Linked DNA regions of Homo sapiens: region 1 is linked to region 2. Evidence: chromatin loops called from intact Hi-C (ENCODE). Cell type or tissue: natural killer cell. All regions are shown on one strand. Each heading gives the region's core, and the rest is flanking DNA. Links, peaks and the distances in the headings are about the cores only.

Region 1 (15,470 bases), core at 4,705-12,704, 330 kb after region 2:
AATATGTCAAGTCTGTAGCCGTTACATGGTGAATTGCATAGGAAATTAACGAGATTATATTTTGTAGTATCGGAAAACTATTATCTGACTCAAAAAAAAATGAGTAAGAATTTTGACATACATCTTGATTAATTCGCTTCCCTTTGATTAACTCAAGTAAAAGAACACATCAATATTCATGTTGAAACTTCACTTGGTTAATCAATTGCAGTTTTAGGTTGGCTATAGATACAGGAAGTCAGACAAAATCAACAATAGCATTCTGTGAGAAACAGCTAGTGATATGGAATTTATAATAAAGAGTACTGTATATTTTATTATTATTTATCAGCTGTTTGCCACATATCCTTTATATGGATAAATTTATAATAAACATGTGGTGTCCGGAGTTGGTTCCTTCCTGTGGGTTCGTGGTATCCCTGACTTCAAGAATGAAGCTGCGGACCTTCACGGTGAGTGTTACAGCTCTTAAAGGTGGCACTACCCAAAGGGTGAGCAGCAGCAAGATTTATTGTGAAGAGTGAAAGAACAAAGCTTCCACAGCATGGAATGGGACCCAGCGGGCCACTGCTGGCTAGGGTGGCCAGCTTTTATTAACTTACTTGTCCCCGTCCATGTCCTGTTTCTGTCCTATCAGACTGCCCTTTTCTCAATCCTCCCTGTGATTGGTTACCTTTAGAATCCTGCTGATTGGTCCATCTTACAGAATGCTGATTGGTCCATTTTACAGAGCGCTGATTGGTGCATTTTACAAACCTCTTGCTAGCTACAGAGCGCCAATTGGTGCGTTTTTACAGAGCACTGATTGGTGCATTTTACAAACCTCTTGTAAGACAGAAAAGTTCTCCAAGTCCCCACTCCACCCAGGAGGTCCAGCTGGCTTCACCTCTCAATGTGTTTATACTTTTATCTGCATTTTTCCCCAGAGAGCTGGTCATTAAACATTTATCAGCACATCATTGAGTGGAATCCAGACAACAATTTAACAGCAGAAAATGGTAGGGTGTAGTTGGGAAACTTAGTGGTGGGACTGTAAGAATGGAACCTAAAATCATAATTGATTTTACCTTCAGATTGGACAGCAGATAGTCCACTTAATAAAGCAAATGTCAGACTTTCTATGTGCTTGATGACAACAATGTAATAAAAGTCAGTGAATGTGGCTGAGCATGTTGGCTCATGCCTGTAATCCTAGCACTTTGGGAGGCTGAGGCAGGTGGATCACTTGAGCCCAGAAGTTCGAAACCAGCCTGGCCAACATGGTGAAACCCTGTGTCTACTAAAAATACAAAAAAATTAGCCAGGTGTGGTGGTGGGTGCCTGTAATCCCAGCTACTTGGGAGGCTGAGGCAGGAGAATTGCTTGAATCCAGGAGGTGGTGGTTGCAGTAAGCTGAGATTGCGCTACTGCACTCCAGCCTTGGCGACAAGAGAGATTCTGCCTCAAAAATTTGAAAAAAAAAAAAAAAAAGGCTTATACCCTAAGAAATTTATGTGTGCAGTATTTGTGATATATCAGTTTGCAAATGTGATATGTGATGGAGATAACAAGAGGGAGTGTCCCTCTTTCTACCCCATGCACTCACTCACCTTCACCTTTTTGGGAATAAACTGAAAACACAAAGCATTGTTACTCATATGTAAACCATGTAGGGAGTATCTCTGAGGTTCTGGACCAGCACACACTCTTCAGGATTAGAGTCCAGAACTCTGAAGATGAAGGCACTATGCCCCAGAGCATAAGAATGTTGAGTCACGGCATTTCTTACAGGGGATTTAGCTACTATCAGCCTGAATGCCTCTCCAAGGTGACTCCAGAAATCCAAGGTTCTAGCGCACAGGCCCTGTCTTCCTCAGGAATGCTATTCAAATAAATCCCCCGCCCTCCTCTCAGGCCAAGTTCTGTCTTGTTGCGAACCAAGGAGGAGCAAACAGCCCAGCTGCCTTCCACTCTGAGCAAACTGTGTTTCAGTGAAAACAGCAATTACACAAGAGTTAAAGATGAGGGAACTTCTTGGCCGGGCGCAGTGGCTCACGCCTGTAATATCAACACTTTGGGAGGCCAAGGCTGGTGGATCACTTCAGGTCAGGCGTTTGAGATCAGCCTGGCCAACGTGGTGAAACCCCATCTCTACTAAAAGTACAAAAATTAGCTGGGTGTGATGGTGTGCACCTGTAATCCCAACTACTCAGGAGGCTGAGGAAGGAGAACTGTTTGAACCCGGGAGGTGGAGGTTGCAGTGAGCCGAGATCGTGCTACTACACTCCAGCCTGGACAATGGAGTGAAACTTGGTCTCAAAAGAAAAAAAAAAAAGAATGGGGAAACTTCTTATAAGACTGATTCAGGAAGCGGTCTGGGTCAAATGATAACCACAGTTAGTCTCCCTCTCACACACATGAAAGTCTGCAGAAACATAGAAACAACATCCCCTTGTTTAAACTAACTCCAAATAAGGTGATCCAAATCTGGTACCCAAACTCATCGTGCAGGTGTAATAAACAGCACTTCCAGATCAGAATGAGCCTTAAAGTATCATCTGTCCTCTATGATGGCACGATGTACCTTCTATGTCCATTTCTGGAGCCTTGCTGTTGATAGCTATCAACAACAATGTTTGGAGCAGTCTGAAGAACTTTAGAAAGGCAACCAAAAGGCTATTTGGGAATAGCTTTTGAATACAAACTCTATCCATCTATCAATCTATGCCCCCATCTCATAGAGCTAATCTGATTGAAGTCTTTTTACTAGGGAGCCAGGCAGACATGATTTTTTACAAGCTGAATCGCCTGGGGTTTAAAGGTGCCTGCAAGAAGTTTGTTTGTGAACAACTGGGTCTGTATGCAGCATTGTGTGAAGGGGAGGGGGCAGCAGAAGGAGAATGGAGAATGCTGCATGGTCTATGCTTTCTGTTCAAATATGCAGCACCTGGGACATGCAACAATCATTCAACAATAAGTGTATTTATTTTGTGTGTACTTTATGTCAGGCACTATTCTAGGCACCTGAGATGTATTGAAGAACTGTTTCTGAAGAGCTTATGCTCTAGTGACATGATATTTCATATAAAAATTACATATGCATATATTTATATATATAAATCTAGAACATATATAATGAGAATATATAACTACTATATATACTATAGCATACAACTATTATATTCTATATACTACATATAGAATATTATATACTATATATACTACTATATTCTATATAGAGAACATTATATACTATATATACTACTATATTCTATATAGAGAACATTATATACTATATATACTACTATATTCTATATATAGAATACTATATACTATACATACACAACTATATTCTATATATTATATAGGATATATAATTATATATAATATATAATGAGAATATATTAGATATATATTATAGATCTATATATAGTATACATATACAATATATATTCTCATATATATATTTAATATATAATACATTATATTATATAAATATATACATTATATCATATATAGAGTGTATGTTAATAATATAATATATGCTAATATATTATATATTAGTATATATAGTATATAGTATTCTATATATAGAAAATAGTAGTATATATAGCATATAATATTCTATATATAGAATATAGTAGTATATATAGTATATAATATTCTATATATAGTATATAGAATATAGTAGGTATATGTTATAGTATATATAGTAGTCATATATTCTCATTATATATGTTCTAGGTTTGTATATACAAATATATACATATATATTTTTATATATCAAATACCATGTCACTAGAGCATAAGCTCCTTAGAAACAGTTCTTCAACACATTCAGGTACCTAGAATGGTGCCTGGCATAGATTACGTTAGATTAAGTTTCATATAATTATATGAAATTATATAATTCATATAATCATATGAAATTATATAATTCATATAATCATATGAAATTATATAATTCATATAATCATATGAAATTATATAAATTTATATAATCATATATAATGGTATATATAATATAATAATATATTGTATATTATATAATAATATAATATATTATAATATATTATATTATCAATATTGTATATCATATATACAACTATATATAATGAGAATATATTATATGTACTATATATAGAACTATAACATGTAACTACTATATTCTCATTACATTATATATAATTATATATGATGTATGATATATTATTATATATTCTATATAGTATATAGAATATAGTAGTATAGTACATAGTATTCTCTATATAGAATATAGTAGTATATATAGTATATGTATTCTATATATATACTATATATAATATATAATGAGAATATAGTAGTTAATTATACCATTTTAAGCCACTACATATATACCTTTATATATATACCTATGTACCTATATATATACCTATATAACTATATATATACCTATATATATATACTACTATATATACCTATATATATCTCTAGCTGGGGAAAAATGACTTCATCAGTTCACCAGAGGACACATTGGTTGGTTCTCCAACATTTGTTCCTCCTTTTCCCTACAGACAAATGGTTTGCGTGGGCTGAGTAGACATCATGAATTGTCTAATCCAATTATGGTAATGCCATCCTCCCTGACAGTGATTAGTTCAGGAAATAAAGCCTAGGGCAACCACTGGTCACAAGGCAGTCCAGTCAATGAAATGCTCAGGAACATCGCTGGGAGCTGCGGAACATCCATAGTCTCTCTTTTTTCATAGATAGTGTGTTGCATGGTTGAAGTAGAAACTCAGAGGTGGGAAAAGTTGAAAGATACACAGAGAAGTACAGCTGGAGCCCTGATTTAAAAAAATAAAATAAAATGTACCTGAAACTTACTCCCTCTGTAGACTTTTTAATTGCATAAGTAAATAAATTCCCTTTAATGTTTCAGCTAGTTTAAACTACTTTCATTCTCTTGCAACCTGAACCATCTTAACTGACACTCAGCAAGATGTGGCATTAGGGTTTGGAAAAGTATGTCAGTAACTCAGTATTGTAAGGAAGTGGAAATATGTGCCTGGCCATGTCATCTGTGCATATTTCTCCTCCCAGGACCATTCTATTCCTGGCCATCTCTGTCACTTCAGTGGAGAAGCCATGAGCAACGTTCTCAACGTCCAACATTCCTCTCTTATGGTTAGTCCTTGCCCCAACACGACATAGTTCTGAGACATATTGTCCAAATAATCATTCAGTTTCCCTTAGGAGAAGGAGGGAAAAAATAGGAGGGAAATCAGTGAGGAAGACTCACCAGATGTATTTTTTTTTTTTTTTTGGCAACTAACAGAAACATCTGAGCAGTTCAAATCCCCCCCTTTTCTGTTAGAGAACACTTGCTGCTGATGTATATTAGTTGTATTTTGTTGACATGTGTTTTTAATAATAATGATGATGATGAGAAAACCCCCAAAAGTTGATAGCAAACAGAAAAATGCTAGTACTGACAAGGATTTGTTATTTCCCTAAAGCCAGGGAGTGCATTTTTGGGATGACCTGGGGTCAGTCTCCATCATCAAAATCTCACTGTTCTGAGCATTTCTCTGCTGAGTACATTTCCTTTAGTGAACTGAGAATTATTTACTTTAAAAAACCCCTCTAAACCTTTACTCTGAATTGCAACCACAAAGGTAGAGATGCTCTTGTTTTTGTCTGGGGCATTTCCCCCCACTATCTGCTATATCTTATTAAATCGTTCAGTGTCTGTGTCCATATTGCATTATTTTTTTCACAGACGAAACATTTTGTCAGCTGTCAGAGACCGTGAAAAAGTGACCATGTTAAGACATCTGGCTTGATTACTGGGGACACTGAAGCTGAGGCCTTCCAGAAGAGCAGACTCAGAACAAAGTCTTGTTCTTAACATTGTCTCAGAAGAGGCAGTCTTTAACACCTCATCTCCAAACATCGTACCATGTTTACCTCTGGCACACGCCAGCCCCCCATTGTAACCGATTGCTCCAACTTGGCTCACTCGCTCAGCTCGGAAACTCAGGGCTCAGCCAGCTCTCCTATTCAGCCCAGCACTGGGGCCAGCCTGGCTCTAACTGGAAGCCACCTTCAGTTTGCATTCTGACCTGCAGCTCTCACCTTCATAAGCCAGACTTTCAGAGTGTTCCAATAACTTGGATTAACTTAAATATTTACAAACTTTGGGGGGTTTTGTGTACTTTATGTATGTTCATTGTAGAAAATGTCCATTAAGGAAAAAATCCCCCATATGCTACATTCCAAAGATAACTACTACTAATATTTTATGTATGCATTTTCAGATTTCTTTGCAAATATTTTTTCAACCTCATACACAAATATATATCCATCTATATCTATATATCTATATGGATATGGATAAATACATTTTTAAATATTCTAATGTGGATGCATATGCCAACATAATATATAAATAATTATACTATGCATATAGTTTTATAAGGTACTTTTTATTTTCCACAAAGAAATTGTATTTTATTTTCAGTAAATACACATGTACTTTATCATTGTTAATGAGATGAGGTATTCAATTATATTAATATCTCATGTCTTACCTGTAATAAATGGACATTTTATATGATGACCCAGTTTTTTATTATTAAATAAATTGGTGCTTCAATTTTAACCAAGTTATGTCACTGTCATCTAGGATACATTCTTAGAAGAGCATTTCCAATGTAATAGGATTTAGATACTTTCTAAAGTTTTTGCTACATATCTGTATTTTGCTCCAGAAAAGTGGTACAAATTTATGCTTCTAGCAGTAGTGCATGAATCAGCTTAAGCTTTGACTGTATTTAAATGTTATCTCCAGGGTCGATGATTAGAGGGATCATGAAGATGGCTTTCATGTTACCAGTCAGTTACTATTCAACCAGGTCAACAGTGGTCAGTACCATTGTTGATGTTACAAAGGTTGTGAAATCCTTAACGACATGACATAATTTAGTACCAAGTGACAACTGACTTAAAGAAAATCAGATATAAGATTCATAATATATTTGCAGAGCAAAAAGCACCCTAGCAAAAACCAAAACTAGGTATTTCATGTAATTTTAATCACAGATGCAGCATTCATATGTGATGCACTAAGATAGGGCCCCAAACAAGTAATCTTTGCCTAAATTTTCTCTTTGGTTCTAGGCCTATATTTCTTTCTTAGTGCAAGATATCTATCTATCTATCTATCTATCTATCTATCTATCTATCTATCTATCATCTATCTATTGTCTTCCTCTATATAGTTATGTAATCCCATACCTCCAGAGTCCAATTTCCAACTCTTTTCCCAACTTTCCGATTTCTGTTATGAACGCTGTCAATTCTCCTGTTTCCCAGGCTCAACATGTCTGAACTGTCTTTAGCACATCAAAATCATTGCATTTCTCTGTAATATCCCAAAATCTGGGCTTCATATCTTTCTCTCAACATTTCTGGTCTCCTTGCTACCTGGGTTTTCCCGTTTCTCATTCACTTGTTATTTTATGACTAATTTTTAAATTTTCCTGAGTTGTGACTCGGACTCAGCTACTCGCCACATCAAATGCTCTAAACGACTCCTGACTGCTTTCTGAAATAAACCCAAATATCGTATCTGGGTATCCCAGGCCTGAATGCTTTCATCCCATTTAGCTGTCGCATGATGTCCCTCTCAGTTCTCCCCTTCACGCATTCTCCCATCTAGCTGAACTGGAGTATTGCTGTGCTCTGAACATGTTCCACGCAGTTTTCATTTTAAAATTCGCCCTGATTATTCCTTCTCCAGGATGCTTCTGCTCATCTACTAGTCCCATGTCTTTACTATCTACTCCACCTTTAATATTTCTTCAGAGTTTTAATTCAAAAGAGACAAGAAGCCTTCCTCCAGTGCATTTCCACTACATATTATTTAGTCTTTGGACATGATAGGCATTTGTTTCCTTGTATCATCCCTGTGGTTAGTCAGTTCAGCCGCTTGTGAGCAAGGGCTATGACTTGTTTCTCCATAAATCTCCTGCAGTTACCGGGTGCCTCGAGTAGAACAGTTGCTCTAAAATAGCTGTTGGGTGCCATGAAGATAGGAAAGGCTAGAAGGGGAATTCGGTAGGCTAGTGAGTGTTAAAAACATGCTTTAATACTTGAAAAGATGTAAAAATGACTTTCATGCTCAGTGGAAACTCAAGTCATGTTAGATACTCCAAGTTACATGATACATTTTATACTTTTAGAAATCTCAGAATCTAGGAAGTGACAATGGGTTTTTCACAGATAAGTTAACTCTATGAGGGCTACTTTTTATTCCAAGTGGCTGTTTTTTAAGGGCCAGTACCGTCATAAGGCTTTGCTTGATCATCCTGTACAGTGATGAGGCTGTTTGGAAATTACACTCCTCCCCTTCCAGTAACTAGCGTTCCTCACCTTATGTGAATTCTTGGTTTTTCTAAGAGAGAGAAAAAAAATCCCTTTAAATTTCATTGATACTCCTTTCTTTATTTCTCAAGCTCCTATTTCTTGGAAACCTATAACACCTTCACAACTGGCATGCTCCAAGTTGAATGGGTCTGTGAGGAAAAGTAACTTCCACTATTGATAAGGTTGCTGCCCCAATCCCCAGACCCCAAAAGGATAAGGAAGACAAGACACCTGAAAGATTTATGACATTGTTTTTGGTTTTCATATTTTTACACTAATTTTGAAGAAGCATAAAAACTAGCATTTTACTGGTAACTCAATTTCTACCAATGAGTGGAGTTGGATTTAAGGTAGTGAATTGAATAAGAATTTTGGGTAATAAATTCATCGATTTTGTGCCTATACAATTATTTTAATACTGATACTAAGTCAAGATATTCAACTGCTCAAAAACCTTCCGTGGGTCCCCGCTGTCCCTAACATTTAGCCCACGCATGACCTGCTAGCCCCTTTTATAGTCAAGCTATACCTTGACTTGAAAAGTATACCTTTACATTCTTACTTCTAAATAAAATAATGTAGGCATGTGATGCCAGGCTATAACATTTAGTTTAATCCAGGAAGCAGTTGGAACCATTTACCACATTTAACATGGGGAGTAGCTGAGTCAGATCCATGCCCTAGGGATAAAGGAGTAGAGTAGTAAACAGGAGCCCTCCATGAGAGGGAGATGGGCACATTCACAGCATCACTCCTTGCATCCTTTAAAGGTTCCACTAGTCCGGATGCTGATTCTGGTACTCTAAACCCTATTCAATGCCCGTATTTATGCATGAAACATTCCCAGGTTATTTCACCTTAAAGGGACAAATAATTTCCTTTTTAGGCATTCTATAGCACAAATCGTCTGAGAGATCGTAGAAGCATTCAATTTGTGATTGCTTTGCTATATATCGTCTTACATGATCATTTAATGGGTTTTTAATGTATATTATTTGTTTCTTTGATTAGATTATAAATTCCTTGAGACCTGTGATTATATTGTACACATCTTTAGAACCAAGGGACAAGTTTACATAATGTATTTACTGTAGATATGCTATCAACATTTGGCAAATATTGTTAATGCATAATGAAGTTTACTTTGGGAAACGTGATTGCTCTGTTACCTCTGGCTCCCTCTAGTGATGCCCAAAATATGACATCTAGCTGCACATTTCTGTTTCATCCCATTTGTTGGAATTTTATGACTATCAGATGTGATGCAGAGAACAAATTCAGCTACAAGCAAAACAAAAATTATAATTATGATATATAACAATATTATATATTAAATGATTATGTGAGACAGTGATCATGTAAGACCATGATATATAGCAAAGCGATAGCAAATTGAACACTTCTATGATTGCACAGAAAATTTGTGCTATAGAATATCTGAAAAGGGAATAATTTGTCCCTTTAAGGTGAAAGGGACAATAAATTATTGTTGTGTTATATTTTGCTTGATTAATAATATCATAATTATTACAGCCAAAGCGCATCAATCTCCTATTTTATGCCAAGGGCTGCTGAAGACAATGATACGTATTTTCTCACCTAAACTGCATGAGAATCATGTGAGATAGCTATTATTGTCTTCCAGCATTTACAGGTGAGGAGACCAAGACACAGCAATGTCTAGGGACTTGCCTAAGGACACACAGTGGGATTTCCCTCATTCTAGTGTGGACAGATTGGAGCATGTGAATGGATACCTTGAAACTCTGGAATAATTAGGCTGCTGGTTGGTGTGCTTTACCCCTAAATCTTACTCAAGAATGGATGGTTCTGACAAACACATGTGCACAGCAGGCAGTACTTAGTTTATTTTGAAAAGAACTGAACAACCGCATATGGCAATGGAAATAAAGGAAGCTTGTTCAAATGGCCAGTCTACGCTCAAATTTCTAAATGAGGTAACTATTTCAGAATAAGCCTTATTTTGTATTGTTTTGCCTATGAATTGACCTAATTAAAAATTAAATAATTTGCATGGTAATAACACATGTACCTTCTCATCTGTTAGTATCACAACTCAAATGGAATTAAAATTTAAAATGTCATATAAAGTGGGAAAATAGTAACTCATGTTAACATTCGTATTGATCTCTTATTGTATGAGAGAGAGAATCATATCACTAAATAAAGAACAAAGTGCATAAACTCAAAAGAAAAGTCTCTTTCACATTCTATGTTACCTACTTGCAGGGAGGTAAATAATGTAGGTAGGTCTTACCTGAATGATGGTAGATTATCAATACAAATCTATATTTCCATACAAATATACATTTTTCAATACAAATCTATATTTCAACACAAATATATATTTTTAAGTATAAATTATACATTCTTCCTTGCTAGACAGCACTAATATTTTTTGAAAAACAAAACAAAAAAAATCTCTCTGTCTCTCTTTTCCTGAGCATACATTATTATTAACAAGAGGCATCTGGTTCCCATTAATATTGAGAGAAGAAATCTATCTTAGGAATTATGGTTTAAGTTGAATTGTAGGGCAGGAGAATTAGCCATCCGTCCTGCTTCACATGCATTTGTAGTCATGCTAATCACCAGCAGGAATCAAGTCAGTCTCTCTCTCAAAATGAATTAAATAATGTAAAATCTCTTTCACTGTATTTAGGGCAAGTGAGCCATATGTGCATGTGAGATCGAGAGCATGAATGTGTGTGGTGTGTGTGTGTGTGTGTGTGTGTGTGTGTGTCTGTGTGTGTATGAGGAGACGGGGAAAGGAGGAGAGCAAGAGAGGAAAGTCCTTGGAAATAAGCCATCATGTTGCTGTTCATAGCAAATACTCCATCTACTACAAGAAAAACATCAGGTCTTACAACTTCTCCATGGGTTTATGAGTACTACTTTTAGGGATTATCCAGGTACTTGGAAAGGTAGTCAAAAAATAAATGATTTCTCATTAAAAAAAAAAATAAAATGGAATTTGCAGAGCCAAATGAGAAGTCTCCAGGAGTAAACAATGGCCTGTAGCAGCCAAAAGATGTAATGTGAGTGAAAAGCAGGGTTGCTTAGTGCCCGGAACCCTTAAGTCTAAGCAGATAGAATTAGATTTGCAGCCTCTGCCTGCCAATCATTTGCTCTGTGACCCTGGAAAAGTTGCTCAGCTTTTCTGAGCCTCCTTTTCTTCACCTGTGAGTGAAATGATTGGTATTTATGTCACGGGACCATGGTAAGGACTAAACTAAATGAGACCTTCTCTTTGAAATTCTTTTAAGGCCCACAGTGTGGTTGAAGCTCCCAATAATACTTGGATCCTCTTTTGGTTTCTTTCATCTTACCTGGGGAAGGCCGGTTGCCAGTCTGTCACCTGCTTGAAATATCTGCACATAGCCACGCTAGTCTCACATAATGGCAGATCCTGATTACCTTAGATGAAGTAAGATAAACAGATCAGAAGCTTCGGTTCTGCCTGGACTAATTAAATAATGGCTTGTTCATCTACACTTTGGCCCCCAGCCAGATGGGAGTCAAATATGCCAACCTTGACTTTGCCCATGAAGATGCATGGTTCCCTTCTTTGCCAAAGGAAAAAAAATCAAGTTTGAGAGACAGTTCCTATTTCTTAAAAAGTATTTGGGTGTGCATACATACCTTCTTTTGCTTTTCTTTCCTCCCTTCCTTTTCTCTCTCTCAACCCTTTCTCCCATTAAAAAGGGGTTTGAGTGTAGAAAAATGTCAACTGAGTTTCTCATTTTAATAAAATAAGCACCTAACTTAAGTGGGGGAAAAAAGCATTTTATGAAAATATGTCTCTCTTGCTTATGAAGTTGAAATCTTGAAGTAGTTTGTCATGGCTAAAATTTGGCACAAAGCACTGAATATCCTTTGAATGATTATATTAAGATAGAGGTCAAAAGAAGAAGAAAATTGTTCCACAGAAGGCCATTAGATATTCCCATAGGAAAAGTACTATAATGGTCCCATAACTATACACTGTTGAAACCACTGGCTCACAAAATGCAGAGTAATGAAATGAGGCTTGTTTTATACTCTTGCTTCATTAGATTTCAGGTTCAGAAGTGAAGGGTTAGAATATGTGGCCAGATGGGCTAGGAAAGCAGTTTGAAGAATAAAAGAGGCATCAAGGAGAGGTCAGATGTTCCAGAGTAAGAAACTTCTCATAAAGCAAATGGAAATGTAAATTAAGCCATGGCAATATGTCACAGGGGCATAATAAACCTTGACATTTCCACAATGTGTGAGAACTGTTATACCCTGTGCTCTGCAGATCATATTTGTGTGATATTCTCTTGGATGAGGGCCATTGACAAGTGTTATCTTTAGAAATTGTCTTCAGTAGTCCAGGAATGGAAAGCAAAGACTCAGATCAAGTTGTGGGGGAAAGAAAAGTTATCATCACTGACTGAATGCCAACTGCCTGCCAAGTACTACGCTAAGTGCTTTCCATTTTTCTCAGTCCTCAACAAAAGTTTTATTCTTTCGAGATTGTTACCACCTTCTTGCAGATGAGATAACATAGTACTGATACTACTAAATAATACGTCCCAGTCAACATGGCTGATGAGTGACAGCACTGAAATTTTACCCGAACCTTGATGAGTTTAGTAATGTTTATTTCTTCTCATTACAGCAAGTCTGCCATAAAGAAAAGAAGTAATTTATTTACCTGGAATCTGAGATGACTTTTCTAATCCAGCACTCCCAAAATGTGCTAAAAGGGACACTAGCCTTGGGATTATTTCCCAAAAAAATCATTGCTGTTTAATGTGTGTGTCCTTATATATTCTTCGGTGTCTTTTCAAAGATTCAAATGCATATTAGCTTACTTAAATTTCTGACAACCCCTATGCTAAAAGAAATAAAGCTGTTTAGCTTCATTTAACTGAACTTCAAAATTTTCTTTTGACCACAACACCTTTAAATCTCTGACTGAATCAGTGTTCATCCCAATATTCTTTGAGAAATGCCATTCCAAAAACCAACACGACATTCCTAATCTTCCTCTTGTCTGGTCGTTTCCATTGGCAATGGATTAACAAACATGCAGGATTGAAAACTCACGGCCAGTAGGAGAAGGACCTCTTTCAATAAAAAAGAAGAAGTCAGGATACATGGAGCAGACCAGTGTAGAACATATTTAGTTTTGGGTTTTGATAAACAGAGTTCAAATCTAACCACTGGATAGGCAAACTTGGACAAGATTTAATCTCTCTAAACTCTGGTTTCCTCATCTGTATGATGAGAATCACAAATCCTACTTAATAAGATAGTTATAAGGAGAAGATAAAATAATAATTCCTATAAAATTTTCTGTAAACCATGAAGAGCTAAGTGACATTATTTAAACCTTGCTATTTCTTTAAGTAGTCTCATTATTTCTTCATGTGTCTTGTCTTTTATTATTGTAAAATCAATTGCAAGACATAAACATGAATGTTCTGAGACCTCAGGATTACACCTGCTGTGTGAGTAGTTAGGAGAGGAAGTAAAGTCAGCAACAACTTTCCATGGACTTTTACTGTGAAATTATAATTATAGTAAGACTGCCTTAATGTGATATGTAGTATTTGTCTAAAACCAAGACTTACCATGATATCTAAGGCCAAAACAGTGGGCTCTAGGAAATCTCACTTAAACATGTCACAATATTCTTATTACTCCTATTAATTGATTTTCTTCAGAAAATTCTAGACAGCACATAACTTAAATCATATAAAATTGTTTTCATAGGTCAAGAGTGGGTGAATAAAGGACATGAATAGACATTTCTCAAAAGAAGGTAGACAAATGGCCAACAAACATACGGAAAAATGCTCAGCATCACTAGTCATCAGGGAAATGGAAATTAAAAGCACAATGTGATACCACCTTACTCCTACAAGAATGGCCATTAATAAAAAGTCAAAAAAATAGGTGTTGGCGGATATGAGGAAAAGGGAATGCTTATACACTGCTAGTAGGAATCTTAATTAGAACAATCACTATGGAAAACAGAGTGGAGATTCCTTAAAGGGCTGAATATAGATCTACCATTCGATCCAGCAATTCCACTACTGGGTATCTACCCCAAGGAAAAGAAGTCATTGTATGAAAAATACACTTGCACTTGTATGTTTATAGCAGCACAATTAACAATTGCAGAGATGTAGAACCAATCTTAATGCCCATCAACTATTTAGCAGATAAAGAAAATGTGGGATGGGTGCGGTGGCTCACGCCTGTAATCCCAGCACTTTGGGAGGCTGAGGCGGGCAGATCACGAGGTCAGGAGATCGAGACCATCCTGGCTAGCACGGTGAAATCCTGTCTCTACTAAAAATACAAAAAATTAGCCGGGTGCAGTGGCCAGCACCTGTAGTCCCAGCTACTCGGGAGAATGGCGTGAATCCGGGAGGCGGAGCTTGCAGTGAGCTGAGATCGTGCCACTGCACTCCAGCCTAGGTGACACAGGAAGACTCCCTCTCAAAAAAAGAAAAGGAAAAAAAAAGAAAATGTTATATATATATATTTTTTTCTTTTACATTCCATAGTATGTGGAATACTACTCAGCCATTAAAAGGAACAACATAATGTCTTTTACAGCAACTTGGATGGAGCTGGAAGTCATTATTCCAAGTGCAGTAACACAGGACTGGAAAATCAAAAACTGTATGTTCTCCCTTATAAGTGGGAGCTAAGCTATGAGAAAGCAGAGCATACAGAGTGATGTAATGGACTTTAGAGACTAAGAAGGGGGAGGAGTGTGGGGGAGCAGGGATAAAAAACCTACACATTACGTACAAGGTACACTACTCAGGTGATGGGTGCACTAAAACCTCAGAATTCATAACTACATAATTCATCCATGTAACAAAAAACCACTTGTACCCCAAAAGCTACTCGAGAGGCGGAGGTTGCAGTGAGCCGAGATCGCGCCACTGCACTCCAGCCTGGGCGACAGAGCGAGATTACATCTCAAAAAAAAATTTTTTTTGAAAAAAAGAGTGGGCCAGGCATAGTGGCTCACACCTAGAATCCCAAAGTGCCTAGAATCCCAGCACTTTGGGAGG
Region 2 (15,470 bases), core at 5,072-13,071:
TCACGAATGCTATGTTTAGTATCACTACTGAAGTTATAAAGGGGAAGAGTGTATGACAATGCATGCAGCAGTAATTAAATATTCATTTATTTTACTTTGATTTTCCAAGTTAATGTACACTAATTTGTTTCTATAGTATTTCTTCTATTGCCACCTCTAAAGGTGTGAAATTTATATCATCGTCTCTTAGGTTTGATAGAAAATTCCTTATCTTACTTACTTCTCGCAGGGATTCTGTGTGATTTGGGAACATTTCTATAAAATAATCTGAGCTGTCCTAGAAAGAAAGAGCTGTATAAAAACTAAAAATCACTAAGTCCTCATAAGGACTGGCTGCTTCCTTACCTACTGTTGTATTCATTGAGGATTTCAGACCACTTTGGAGATACAATTAATAAAAATAACAGGCAGCTCAGTAAGGACCCATGGCAACTCAAGTCTATCATCAGGAAAGAGTCACCAAGAACTATAGAATTTGAAGATTTTGTTCTCCCCTTCATTTTACTTATCATTTTTAGGAACTCTTACCACCTTGAGAGTGCTATTGAAGAACATGGCTGGTACCAATACAAATGGTGAATAGAAACAGTCAATATCACATTGAACAGCTCAAGAACAATTGTTAATATGCAAATAAAATGAACCTGTAATGCAGCTCTAATTACAAACAACTTCTCTTTGCTTTTTTTTTGATATAACTCATGGCAATGGTTTTTAAAAAAAAGTTTTTAAAAAAGAAAAAATATTCCCATCTAGAAAAGCTTAATAAGCTGATATGTACTTCAAATTTATATGCTTAAATGTACACTTATCACAAAAAGGGATCAGTCTTTATACAGTATTATTTACCTGCTTTCTTCAATTAATAAGACATCAGAATTCTTATACGCCTTGCTCCAAGACGGAGACTTGCTCTGTGGCTCAGGCTGGAGTACAGTGGCATGATATCGGCTCACTGCAACCTACTCCACCTTCTGGGTTCAAGCAATTCTCCTGCCTCAGACTCCCAAGTAGCTGGGATTACAGATGCCCGCCACCAGGCCCGGCTAATTTTTGTATTTTTAGTAGAGCCGAGGTTTCACCACGTTGGCCGGGCTGGTCTCGGATTCCTGACCTCGCAATCTGCCTGCCTCAGCATCCCAAAGTGCTGGGATTACAGGCATGTAATTTAAATATAAAACCACACCCAGCCCATAAATATATTTCTATGATTCAGTTTAATGTTCACTTTATGTGTATGTCTGTGCATATATATATATAAACTTACCATGTAACATTTTCTAAAAACTAGCATTCCTAATTTGGACTAAAAATCCACTGTGTTGAATACAAAAGCATTATTTGTAGGAAAAGCTTACTTATTTGCTATCAGCAAAGCAGGTTTGCCAAGTTATAAAATTTAGCCATGCAATTTATCCAAAAGAAATGTTGTCTTTAGCTTGAAAAATTTTCTAATCAAATGTATTTCCCAAAGTAGTTGTTTGCTCCTGAAAGGAAATTATCACCATATTTTTACACTAAGTTCACATTTTCGAATATCTGATAACTTTCTTTGGGAGAGCTTAAGATTTCAAATTCAAGTCAACAATTATTTACTAGCTCTTTAGGGACACTGAGCTACATATATAAAACCCCAATGACAAAACTAGTATTTGGAAACATATAAAACGTATATATTTTAAATTTTTTATCTAATAGGGTAAGAGTAATAAGTGACTATTCTATTTACACACATACATTTATAGTCTTCTGAATATACACACATATTTAGGATCTTCTCTTTTTGTTGGGAAAAGAATCAGCCCTGAGCTTCTTTTAGATGGACTCTGTAAGTTCTGACTTTGACACCAGAAAAAATAAAAATAAAAACGTTGTTTCTAAGTTTTGAACAGGTGCTGCTGGCCTCTTACAGTAGAGCTGAGCTACTCAGCTCTAGTGCGGCTCTTTTAATTGACCTCTTCAGAAACCCTAATGGACATTATGGAAATTTACAGGACATTTTTCCTCGGCCATCTGAGAAAGAAGGAACTTCTCCCATGCAGAGAAAAATCTATATTACTTCAGATAGTGGTAGATTCAAAGCAGCAGAATTCCAAGCCAGTGGTTTTATCCACCAAAATAAACAGAACATGCACATTCCCAGGCTTATCATGGCCCATCTTTCTTTTGCAGATAAGGGCCGCATGCTTCTCACAGCTGTTTTTGATACCAACCACAGAACAGTTTCTTCCCCAGTCTTCTACTGGCCTTCCTGTCCATGTTTTGCCATTTAGCACACTCTGATTGAACTATTCCTGAACTTCTCTCCCAAATACAATTGACTTCCTTCCTCTAAATGGACCTGCCATGTATAACATTTCATTGGCTCCTCGGGCAAGGTCTGCCCATGGACAGACCCTGAGATGTAATAGCTCCAAGCAATTTACCAAAGTCCAATTTACTGGAAGAATTTCCAATGACCAATATACAGCGAAATCAGTGACCTGAAATTTTCAATGTTACTAAAACTTGTTTAACTATTTATAAAGTTTATAGCAACTCATAGAGGATAAACAATGAGACATAAGGCAGGTCTAGGGAACTGGGGAAGGAGGTCTTCCTGGGTCTTCGGATTCTTCCCTGCACCACAGCCCCCCTGAACTTCCTCAGCCCCACCCCATACCATCCCAGACCTCCACATGCCTCCCCTGCCTTCTCCTACTCTCAGTCCCTCCCCAACCTCTTCCCCTAACATCTTGTCTTTTTCTGTCCTTACACTTCCCCTTTGTAGATCTGCAGCTTAAATTATGACATATTCAGTCTCTTCCATCATTTATTGTTTTGGCTTGACACAAATTAAATATTGTTTAAAATGCTCTTTTGGCTTTGTCTTTATAACCCATCAACTAAGATGAGCCAGAGACCTTCAAAAGCTATTTTTAAAAGTCCCCATCCAATATTTTTATGAATATCAATAGCTATAACTTTATAAATAGAAGAAGAAAAACACTGTCAATATATTAACATGATGAATTCAGTAATTTCAGTGAATTGGTCATTTGGTTGAATAGATGATTGAACTAATTGGCTTTTGGCAAAGTGGTCATTAAAAACATATGCCTGGGCTGGGCATGGTGACTCATGCCTGTAATCCCAGCACTTTGGGAGGCCGAGGCAGGTGGATTGCTTGAGCTCAGAATTCAAGACAAGCCTGGGCAACATGGCAAAATCCAACCTCTACAAAAAATACAGAAATTAGCCAGTCATGGTGGTGCGCAGCTTTTGTCCCAGCTACTTGGGGGGCTAAAGTCGGGGGACTGCTTGAGCCTGGGAGGCAGAGGTTGCAGTGAGCCAAGATTGTACCACTGCACTCCAGCCTGGGCAACAGAGTGAGACCCTGTTTCAAAACAAACAAACAAACAAACACTCCCATATGCCTGCATCTCTATTCTTGGTCACCCCAATAAGGGTGTGAACTTCGGCTTAGAAACCTCATACATGGTTGTCCCTGTAACACCAAAAAACGAGGGCCCCATGTAAAGTTAGAAGAAGGCAATGACAACATAGAAAAAAGGGAGAGGAGAGGCAGCAGCTAGAATACTACAATAAAAAGAGACTAGAAAGGTTTAGAGGAGAAAAAAAAATAAGAAAGGAGTAAGCCAGAGAATCAATGAATACAGTTGCTTAGAATCTGTATAAAGGGTGAAATCTACAAGACCTATATGCATATTAGTAATCTGTGTTCCAGAAACCCATTATTACCAAAGCATACATGATTATTGATACTCTCGCATTCTCCTTATTAAAAATTACTAAAAATAATCCCCCACCCAAGCCACTATTTAAGCACAAATCTAAGTCTAAGAAAATAGACACCAGCCTTTATAGAAAAAAATAGAACAGGACCAAAATTCAAGAATAACATTAACATGGGAATGATCTCCTTTAATCCTACAAAAGGAGATAGACATGCTTTACACTGCTTCTTTAAGGATGAGGAATACTTTTCAGCCTTATAAAAGGAGATCCTGCCATTTGCAATGACATGAATAAACCTGGAGGACATTATGCTAAGTGAAATAAGCCAGGCATAGAAAAAACATGCCATGTGGTCTTTCATATGTGGCATCTAAAAAGAAATCAAATACACACAAACAAAAAGTAGAAGACTTTTTTCCAAGTGAAGGGGAGCAAAGAAATAGGGTGAAGTAGGTCAATGGCACTGAGGTGCAGTTATGTAAGATGAGTGAGTCTGGAGACCTACCATACGATGAGGACTCTAGTTAATGGAAGGGTATTGTATATTAAAAATGTATTAAGAGAATAGATTTTAAGTGCTCTTACCACACACAAATAAGTAACTATGTGATGATGGATATGTTAATTGGCTTCACTGTAGGAAGCATTTCACTATGTGATATGGTTTGGATGTGTGTCCCCATCCACACCTCATATTGAGGTGTAATCCCTAATGTTGGAGGTGGGGCCCGGTGGGAGGTCATCCGGTCATGGTGGTGGATTTCTCATGAATGGCTCTGCATCATCCCTGTTGGTACTGTCTTCATGACAGTGAGCGAATTCTCAAGAGATCCGATTGTTTAAAAGTGTGTGGCACCTCCCTGCTCTCTCTCTCTTGCTCCTGCTCTGACCATGTGACATGCTTGCTCCCTGGAAGCCATGATTCTAAGCTCCTCAGAAGCCAGCATCATGCTTCCTGTACAGCCTGTGGAACCATGCGTCAATGACGGCTCTTTATCTTTATAAATTATCCAGTCTCAGGTATTTATAGCAATGCAAGAACGGACTACTAATACACTATGTATATCAAAACATCATGTTGTGCCTTAAATACATGTAATAAAAAATTTTTTTTAAAGGATGAGGAAAGTTAGAAAGTTCAGAGCTGAGCCTTGAACCCAGATTGTTTTCACTCTAAAGGCTTCAGAACTACAGTAATTTTACAAAATAGCCCCCAAATTCTGTGGTACTTAATAAAAAAGTAGGGTATCTGTCCCCATTCCTCTTGAATTGGGTGACTGCTTCAACCACTGTGGTGCAGTGTTCCTTCCAAGGCTGCATCATAAAAGATGACGCAGCTTCTGCCTTGTGCTGGGACCCTTGTGCCTGGAGCCCTGAGCTTCCACATAAAAAGCTTAGTGACTCTGATGCTGCCATGTCATGAGGAAGACATGCTGCATGGGGAGGCCTCATGTGGAACCATCTTCATCTTCCAGACACCTGATTCCACACACACAATATGGGAATCAACAAACCTTCAAGTCTTCCAAAGATAGGACCCCAATAGCCAAGTCCTCCCAACCTTCAACTCTTCCCAGGTGAAGCCCCAGACAGCATGCAGCAAAAACAGGCCAACTCCATTGGGCTTTGTCCAAACTTACACTCCCAGAATTCACGAACACATGGTTGCTACTGAGATTCAAGGCAATTTGTTACATAGAGAGAGTCTCAAGAATAACACCCTTCACCATGACAGGCCACACTCCCTGCCTCAAACTCAGCAAGGAATGATGGTGTGATAGGACTAACTGTCACTGAAATCAAAACTCAGACATGAGTAAATCACGGACATGTGGGAATACACAACACACATCAACGTGCGCACAGGCAGAATATCTCTTACCAACTTTACAGACAATGAAACAAATACATTAAAAGAGTGACTTGAAACACAGCAAGTATCATCGTGGTATAGAAATAAACACTTGATAGGCCGGGCGCGGTGGCTCACACCTGGAATCCCAGCACTTTGGGAGGCCAAGGCGGGTGGATCACGAGGTCAGGAGATCAAGACCATCCTGGCTAACACAGTGAAACCCCGTCTCTACTAAAAATACAAAAAATTAGCCGGGCGTGGTGGCGGGCACCTGTAGTCCCAGCTACTCATGAGGCTGAGGCAGGAGAATGGTATGAACCCGGGAGGCAGAGCCTGCAGTGAGCCGAGATCACGCCACTGCACTCCAGCCTGGGTGACAGAGCAAAACTCCCATCTCAAAAAAAAAAAAAAGAAAAGAAATAAACACTTGATAAAAACCACCCCCTCAAGAGAAGCCCCAATCAAGCAAATAGAAGACATGCTACATTTAATTCAAGCCAATGATGTTTGGTTGGGTGTAAGGCAATTTTCTTACACGCAGCAGGAATAGAAAACATCCCAATTTTGCTCCAAGGTATTTCATAGGAATTGAGATGGGGTTCCACAGAAACAGATAAACTGACTCTATAAAGCAGCAAAGCATCAAGACATTCTGATCAATCCACAAGACTGCACAGAGTCCCAAAACAAAACCATACAACAAAAATCTTCAGAGGAAATGGTTCAGTTGTGGGAATACATTAAAGACTGTTGGGACAAACATGTCCGGTGATGATATGTACCAAGTGGCAAAGGAATAAACAGAAACCATTTTAAAACTCAGCTCTAATCACTTACTGCAGGACATCCACAAGCTACCAAAACTCAAAGAGTGAAGGAAAACCACTCCTGTGTTACAGAATGGGTGTCTGCATCTTTGAAAGGTTCACATTTGCTCTTGAACAACAATTTTTCTGATACACTGGCCCAGATGTGGCCAATGATCTCATGCCATCTGGTGTTCAGAGAAGGTACTCCAATGAGAAGCAAATCCCAAATGTTGCAAAATAAAAAGGACTGAATTTTCAATACAATAAAACTCTGGTGTGGAGCTGATGCCGAACAAGAGAACAACATCAATAGGAATCAAAGAGAAATTGTTGAAGCAGGCTCCAATATGTGCTGCAATTTAATGTATACTTAAAAAGTGACCGTCACATCATTACGAAAAGAAATATTTAGTCCTAGTTAGATAGATAGCCATTTGGTTCAAGTAAAACTCAGTTCCTACTCTGGGCCAGAAACTAAGTAAACTTGACAGAGATCAAAGAAATAAATGAAAAAATGTAAAACTAGATAGAAAAGAGAAGAAATGTAGGTGAATGTGTGTGTCTCTCAAGAAGCTTTCTAGATAAAAAATGACACTTTCCAGAAAAGAATCGTAAGATTAAAAATATTTTTGCAACAAAAACTTTATAAACACAATCTAAAGGCAAGTGACAAATTTAAAAAATGCATGTGAACATGCCCAGGAGACAGAATGAACAAGTGATGCATGGAACAGACTATGCAGAGAAGCAAATATCTCATTAACCAAACATATTTAAAGGTCCAAATTGATGAAAACAATTTAAAGAAAAAAACAAGACAACACTTTCCTTCTATCAAATTAACAAAGATATGGCTAGGCACGGTGGCTAATGCCTGTAATCCCAGCACTTTGGGAGGCCGAGGTTGGGGGGGGGTGGGGCGGGGATCACCTGAGGTCAAGAGTTCGAGACCAGCCTGGCCAACAGGGTGAAACGCCATCTCTACTAAAAACACAAAAATTAGCCAGGCGTGGTGGCCCATGCCTGTAATCCCAGCTACTCAGGAGGCTGAGGCAGGAGAATTGCTTGAACCCAGGAGGCAGAAGTTGTAGGAAGCTGAGATCATGCCACTGCACTCCAGCCTGGGTGACAGAGCGAGACTCAGTCTCAAAAAAAAAAAAAGTAACAATAATATTCCACATAACAAGGTAGGTGAGAAACAAAAAGTGGCCCACTTTCACACACCAGTAGGTCAACAAATAGGTCTTTCTCAAGAGTAAATTGGCAATTTTTTAATGAGAATCTTGAAATGCTCAGATCATATAACACAAAAAATGCAATCCACCTGAATAAATAACTCACTTGCAAATATATGAAAAAGTAACCTGTACACACAGATTTAGGTATAAGAACGTTTGTTGTGGCATTATTCCTAATGTTACAAATTTTGAACAAACTTAATTCAGAATGTTGACTGAACAAAGTATGGTGCCCTAAGCTTTTAATTTCTTCTCCAAAATAAAGTTTTTATAATACAGAGAAAAATGTGTAGAGAGAAAACACCAGGTAACCAAACATTTAAAAGCCAGATTCTCTTTCATTTTAGAAAGAAAAATAGATTTTAAAAATCGGGGCGGGCCAGCCACGGTGGCTCATGCCTGTAATCCCAGCACTTTGGGAGGCTGAGGCAGGCAGATCACAAGGTCAGGAGATCGAGACCATCCTGGCCAACATGGTGAAACCCCCATCACTACTAAAAATACAAAAATTAGCTGGGCATGGTGGCGCATGCCTGTAATCCCAGCTACTCGGGAGGCTGATGCAGGAGAATCACTTGAACCAGAGAGGCAGAGGTTGCAGTGAGCCGAGATCGCGCCACTGTACTCCAGCCTGGCAACAGACCAAGACTCCGTCTCAAAAAAAAAAAAAAAAAAAAAAAAAATCGGAGCGATGGAGTAGAGTAGGTTCAGAATTTCGGTAAGGCCTAGTGGTGTGCCTTCGTCAACACCAGTTTTACTCATGAAGGGGCATTTTCTAGGTCAAATTTATGATGGGGAAAATTAAACCTCAATCCACGACAGAGTCTTTATTCAAATAAGGTGCCTTTTAAAAGAGTCTCTCATTTCTCCTGTTTCACAGAAAATAAGACCTGACCTCAAGAAAACACCTTTCACAACCCTCACACCACCCAGGTTAGAGGTGGTGGTGGCGGCAGGGGGAGGAACTTTTATCTCAAAAGAAGTAAAAGAGCAAAAAGATACACAAAAAGTACAAAAATTGATGAGGAAACTGGGAAGATAAGCCCACGATAAAAAGGATGGGGAAATCACAAAGTCATTCCTGTTCCCACAGGCGAAATGCAAAAACAAAACCCAAACTAGAATAACTATACCAAGAATAACTATGACAATTCACACGGCAATAGTAACAGCTAATGTTTATTGCATATGACTGTTTCAGCTCCACCCACCTCACGGCCCCGCCCCACGACCACCACCAAGTCTCCACAAGCACACACACCAGGTTAATCCTACCGCAAGCCTAGCAGGCTCATGGCTAGACCGTGTCTGAGCTAGAATCCAAACTCCGGTGGTCCATGTCCAAAGCCCACGCATAACCCTCACCCACCATCCAGCACTCTTCAGCACGTCACATCATGACACAAAACAAAATGATGTCTGTAGGGCACAGCAGGGTTTATGGTGGCCCAAGCCTAACAGAGGTGCCCAGAGGGCTGCCAGAATGAATACTTCAGTACATCCCATTCAGAACACACCTGTTGGGAAGCTACACCGCTGCTCAGTATACAATACAGAGTTCTAGCAACATCATAAAAATTAGCCTGCTAAATAGCAAAAGAAAACCAGGACTTAAATCAGTCATTTTAACTTTTTGGTAACAATTTAGTAATTTATTAAACAACAATAATTGAATAATAATATAATAAACAATAAGATAACAATTATTTAATAATAGTAAAAATTATGCTATGTAACAGCGATTACATAGCATAATTCTCACAGTATCGAGAGATCTTTAAATTTTTTCTCTGAACTACTCCTTTTAAATATGAACTTGACTTATGTAGCACATTTTTTTCCATTATCTGCATATAAAGCTGCCATTGCTCTAGAAACGAACGTCAGATATCTACCTGTGCTGGAAATTGAGAAAGAGAGCAGTTTTCTGAATGAGTGTTCATTTATTTTCATCCACTAAAACTCGCATCAAAAAAGACCATCAAACCTCAACCTACAGCTGAAGTGATTTTCACGGCCCTAGTAATGTGACAGCGAACTTCCATTAACTTTTCTTTTCCTTTTGCAACGCTACAGAGTGGCCACAAGAGGGCACCAGCAACACAGTATTCCCTCAGCCCACAGTGGTAAACTACTACAGCGGCCTAACATTACAGCAAAGCACAGGGTTTTAAAGCGAGGGCTATTGTTTTCCACGTATTAGCGCTCTACGAGCCAACAGGGTATGAGCTGAGCATTTTGCACAGGACGAGAGACCTGCCCATATCGCAAGGCTGAAGTTCAAGCCAGGCCTGGAGCATAAGACCAGCTCTAAGACGCCAGAACACCTCCTCCTCGGCCACATTCCTTCCCATGGGAAATGGACCCAGGGTTCAGTTTCCTCCATGCATCAACCAAATCATGAAGCAGTTGGAATTAAAGGCGATTGCTCACATATTTCTTCTGCTTTACCAGTCTCAAAGTTTAAGACAGCCAAGAGCTACTCAGATCGAGAACTTAAAACAAGTGTAAGTCCTATTTGGTCGAAAACAATACATCTTGTATAACATCCCGGAAAATAATGGAAAGGAAATGGGGAATATAAGGAAATAAAAGGAAAACGTTAGGATGAAGAAAAGGAGAGTAGAAAGAGCAAAGAAAGATGAGAGAAATAGAAGAGGGGACAGGGAGGGTCAGATGAACACAACACACAGGCAATGGCTGAGACAGCAGACATGCAGGAAGATGGCGGCCATTCTTCCTATGCGGATTGCTAACGAAGGTGAGCTCAATGCCATGCCTGGACCATTGACAGCATCAGAGTAAGACTCGTTCTTAGAAAGACCACTACAGCAGCCAAAGTCATCCAACAATAAATAATAACAGTAATAATAACAGGGCTGCTTAGTTTACTCCTGAGCTCCCCAATACCAGACCTCCTATTGTCAAGGCTGAAGGCCCACATGCCAAAGATTCAAAGGAAATTCTTGAAGAACTGGAAAACCACCTGCAAGGAACAATCTTCTAAATGTGGCCACACTTCCAGAGCTACCTGATCCAAACTTCTCAGCCTCCCATGATAGTCTTCTGTGCCCATGATTATTCATGGGTATTAAGCATGCTTAAGACAGGGAGTTCTTAGTCTCCCACCAACTTCATTTTTCATTACCCATAGGTTTTTGTTTTTTTAAGTCTGCACACATACACACACTGAGAGGCCACAGCTAAAGACCCTGAGGTGTCCTGGTGGCAACTATACAACATTACCCCTTTCCCAACACCATTGCTAAACCTGCCCATTGTTCTGAAGCCAGACTTCCTTGTGAGTCTTTCTAAAGAACAATTAACAATGGTGTAGTTCAGCAATCTTCACCAAAACTCCCAGAAAAATCTCCAAATCCCACCTTGATAACCTGCTTAACATACCAGCTCTGTGTTTGAACCAGGGAAGGGAGTGATTTAGATAAAACCTCACAGCTCTTTATGCCAGTGAAGCCTATTTCCCAGCCTCTCGCTGACGGCATCACAGCAGAGACAGGGAACTCTGGTATCTGAGACCTTTTCTGCATGTGTTTCCTCGTGGGCAAAGTCACCAAAAACTTCCTATGCTCAATCACATACCCTCTAAGCACTTTCTAACATCCTTTCTTGGGGTTTGTGAGCTGTCTTTTCCTAAGGGAGACACCATATTCTTCCACTCCACTGCTGAGTTAAATAGCAAGAAAATGACTTTTTATTACCCAACATCTCCGGATTTTTCTGCATGATTTCATGTCGTATTTCCAAGATGCTTCCGCTGAAAGCATTAGCCTCAACTCTTGATGACTGCCTAATGAGATTATACCATCTTTGTTGTAGATGTTTTTAAAGCAGTTTTTCAAAGCAAGAATCCAAAAATCAGACCATGATATTCTAGGCAGAGGTCAACAAACTTTGGCCCATCAGTTAAATCCAGACCACTGCCTGTTTTTGTAAATAAATTTATATTGGAAAACAGCTATGTTCATTTGTTTATTGTCTATGGCTGCTTTCTCACTATGTCAAGAGTTAATTTTCACTTATAGCCCATAAAGCCATAAAAAGTCTACTAATCCATGTTCTAGACAGAAAGTAACAGACAGTAATGATTATGTAACAATCCGAAGAAAATGCAGAACTCCTTCCTTAGCAGAGAGTGATTCATCAAAATAGCTTTTCTCCCTAAAAAAAAAAAAATTCAAAAACAGGGGCTGTGCAATTGGAATTAAAGGCCCTAAAGCTGCTGCTCCTCCATGGTCAAGGTTGCAACACATTTGAATAACTCTGAAGGAGCCTCTGTCATAATAAAAAATATGTGATTAATTAGATCCGTGTTTTTTACTTAAAATTAAATACATGATTCCACATAGGAAAATAAAATACAGGTGACTCTTGAAAACATGCATTTGAACAACTGCAAGGGTTCACTTATACAGAATTTTTGTCCTCCTCTGCATCTCCTGAGACAGCAAGACCAAACCCTGGTCTTTCACCTCCTCCTCAGCCAATTGGATGTGAAGACAATGAGGGTGCAGGCTTTTATGATGATCCACTTTCACCTAACGAATAATAAATCTACTTTCTCTCTTTTATGATTTTCTTAACACTTCTTCTCTAGCTTACCTTATTATAAGAATACAGTATATAATACATATACAAAATATATGCCAACGGGCTGTTTATGTTATCAGTAAGGCTTCTGGTCAACAGTAGGCCACTAGTAGTTGTGTTTTGGGGAATTCAAAAGTTATATGTGGGTTTCTGACTGCATGAGGGGTTGGCACCCCTAACCTCCTGCATTGTTTATTGATTAGCTGTATTTTAAAAACCCTATGCTAAAGACAGATCATAGAGAGAGCACAGAGAAATTGGCAAACTGACACAAGTTAGGGACCAAGCATCTAATTCAATGACGGGGGAGCTGACATGGAACACAGCAATGAGTTCTGTACTGGGAGTCAAGAACATGGCCAACTTGCATTATGATTATTCATTAATTACTATAACAACATATCTATTGCCTATTTTCTAAATGTAGGCCACTATGGCATCTATACATCTTTATTAATAATAATAGTACATATTTATGGGGTACACGTAATATTTTGATACATGCATACAATGTGTAATGATCAAATCAGCCTAATTGAAATATGCATCACCTCAAACACATCATTTGTGTTGGGAATATTCCAAATCTTCTCTTCTATTTTGAAATATACAATAAATTATTATTAAGTATAGTCACCCTACTGAGCCATTGAACACTGTAACTTATTCTTTCTACTGTATTTTTGTACCCCTTAACCAACCCTTCTTCATTTTCCCCATTCCCACCCTTCCCAGCCTCTGGTAGTAAGCATTCTCCTCTCTGTCTCCACGGATCAACTTTCTAGCTCACACGTGAGTCAGAATATGGGATATTTGTCTTTTTGTGCCTGACTTATTTTACTTAACATTTTGTCCCCCAGCCTCATCCATATTGTTTTACTTTTTTCAGTCCTTACAATCACATTATGAGGCAAGGTACATCACACCCATTTTAGAGAGGTTATGTAAGTTGTACAAGGAGGTCACAAAGCCAAGTAGTAGACCAAATCCAAATCCTCTTCTTGTCCCACTGAGCCACCCAGTCTGCTCTGAATCTTGCCTCCCAACGTGACCCTCAATAAGTCATTCAATTTTTGTGCTTCCATTTCCTGAATTAAAGCTTCCATTAAATCAGCAGCTGGACCAGGTGACCTATATGAAAGTCATCTTCATCTCTGAAATCATATAAATCCTTTTTGCTGACTTTCATCACCAAGCCCCAGAAGAACACCAGTGTAGTGCCCATTTCACTGAGGAAACCCAAGACATGCTTGTTGAATAAGGGAGTAAGTGACTAAATACTGTTCATTCTGAAAAGGTACTTTCCCTTGTATAACAGGCCTCAATGCTCCTTAAGTCCAGCACTGAAGTTGGATTTCTTCAACGAAGAACTAAAATTTATTAAAAATATTCTGTGTATAAACCATCAGTTATAGCACAGGAGGGCATACAAAGATTAATAAACTAGGGCCAGGCGCAGTGGCTCACAGCTGTAATCCCAGCACTTTGGGAGGCCGAGGCGGGTGGATCACAAGGTCAGGAGATCGAGACCATCCTGGCTAACACGGTGAAACCCTGTCTCTACTAAAAATACAAAAATTAGCTGGGCGTGGTGGCGGGTGCCTGTAGTCCCAACTACTTGGGAGGCTGAGACAGGAGAATGGCGTGAACCCAGGAGGTGGAGCTTGCAGTGAGCCGAGTCTGTGCCACCGCACTCCAGCCTGGGCGACAGAGCGAGACTCCATCTCAAAAAAAAAAAAAAAAAAAGATTAATAAACTATTCTCCCTCCTAATACAGCACTAAGATTGTAATAGAGCAGATCAGTCATTTCCCCAATTAAGGATAAAGGTATATGTTTTATAAAGGTAAAATCTTATAAGATTGAGGTGAGACAGAGCTTATGCCTGTGAAAAACATAAAAGACTGCATAGGACAAATGCCATCTGAGTCTGTATTGAAAGATACTTCCTATTGCAACAATAAGCTATTGGTTTAGTATCTACAGAATTGGAGAACACGTTATAAAGACTAAATATTGTAAATGCATAGATAAGCCAAAAACATGTTATAGTTAGTACTTTAGCATATCACACAGTTTCTTAAACCTGTTTTAATTGGGTTAATACTAAATTAAATTATATTCCAATACAAATTAAGTAAAGCTGAGACCAATGACAGACAGCAAACAGGTAATGAGAAAAAGCCCCAGGAAAATACAATGTCTGGCTAACATAATCAAGAGTTGAAACTCTACCTCTAAGGAGAAGCATGGGTTTCTTCTCATGTGCCGACACCCACCTGTGACAGGGACTGCCTAGAGCAAAGGTTCTCCAAGTGTGGTTCCTGGGCCAGCAGCATCAGCCTTACCTGGGAACTTGTTAGAAACGCAAATTCCCAGGCCCCACCCCAGACACACTGAATCAGAGAGTCTGTGTGCGGGGCTCAGAGATGTGCATTTTCATTAGTTCCTAAGACTCTTCTGAGGCTCATTCAATTTTGAGAACTATTGGTCCAAAGGATTGTGTTAGATAAAACTTCTGAGTCTGGGTTGGGTTTTGTAGAAAATAATGCTGTATTGAAAAGTGACGCTGTACCTAGGCAAAGGAGGCAGGAGTGAGGGAGCACATGTATTAGTAATGAGGACCCCTTCTTGAACCCACAGTAGACACTCAAATGCCGTCTTGCCCTGAGCAGGCTCAAGATCATACCTTCATCTTAATACTTGTGATAATCAAACAGAAGTTGACATAGTCAGAGCATAGGAAGGCATCCCCAAGGTATAAAAATGAAATAAAAAATGTTGAAAGAGTGGGGTATTTTCTTAACAGATAACAATAAAGCATCCCCAAAATGAAAGAAAAAAAAAAAAACCAAGAACAATTACTACTGGTTTCAAAAGAAATGGGGACTGAAACAGCACAGTTTATGACCTAGACTCCTTATTAGGTATTTACATTTGGATTATATTAGGTTTGCACAAAATAAAAGCCAAATTCTCACATGATGTTTTGACTGTGATGAAACTCTGCAGAGAGAGATGACAATGGCTGGGGTTAGAGCAGACTTTGGTCTTGAAACAGCAAGATATGGAGCAAGTGCACATAAGCCCTATTGTATCATTTTCCGATGTGTGCAACGGCTTCATCATCTAATCAGTGTACTGACCATCTACTCGGAATCTGCTGTAACTGCATCAGTTTGATAGAGAAGTATAGTATTGCCTGACAGCAGTGAGGGAGAAA

The links. Peaks named below come from ENCODE experiments on the same cell type or tissue, not always from the same donor. Only the 100,000 strongest peaks of a DNase experiment are listed, where the experiment ranks them.
Region 1: a loop joins it to region 2, with 5 times the contacts of the local background. A loop is called at or near these places in 12 of 110 quality-filtered maps.

Annotation. Positions count from the first base shown.
Region 1 is chr15:93,991,351-94,006,820 of GRCh38, reverse strand. LINC01581 (long intergenic non-protein coding RNA 1581) reads left to right here. Exons shown (of 9, transcript NR_120320.1): 3 at 5,062-5,145. Among named protein-coding and RNA genes, the nearest start is that of LINC01580, 98 kb to the right of the region's middle. In natural killer cell, for the core only: CTCF peaks have their summits at 9,364 and 9,568 (motif pointing left); no DNase peak of the experiment used is centred there.
Region 2 is chr15:94,318,666-94,334,135 of GRCh38, reverse strand. All of the region lies in intron 4 of MCTP2 (multiple C2 and transmembrane domain containing 2), which reads right to left. Among named protein-coding and RNA genes, the nearest start is that of MCTP2, 95 kb to the right of the region's middle. In natural killer cell, for the core only: CTCF peaks have their summits at 6,441, 6,643, 9,529 and 9,730 (motif pointing right); DNase peaks (open chromatin) are centred at 6,575, 8,875 and 9,725; H3K27ac peaks cover 1,493 bases.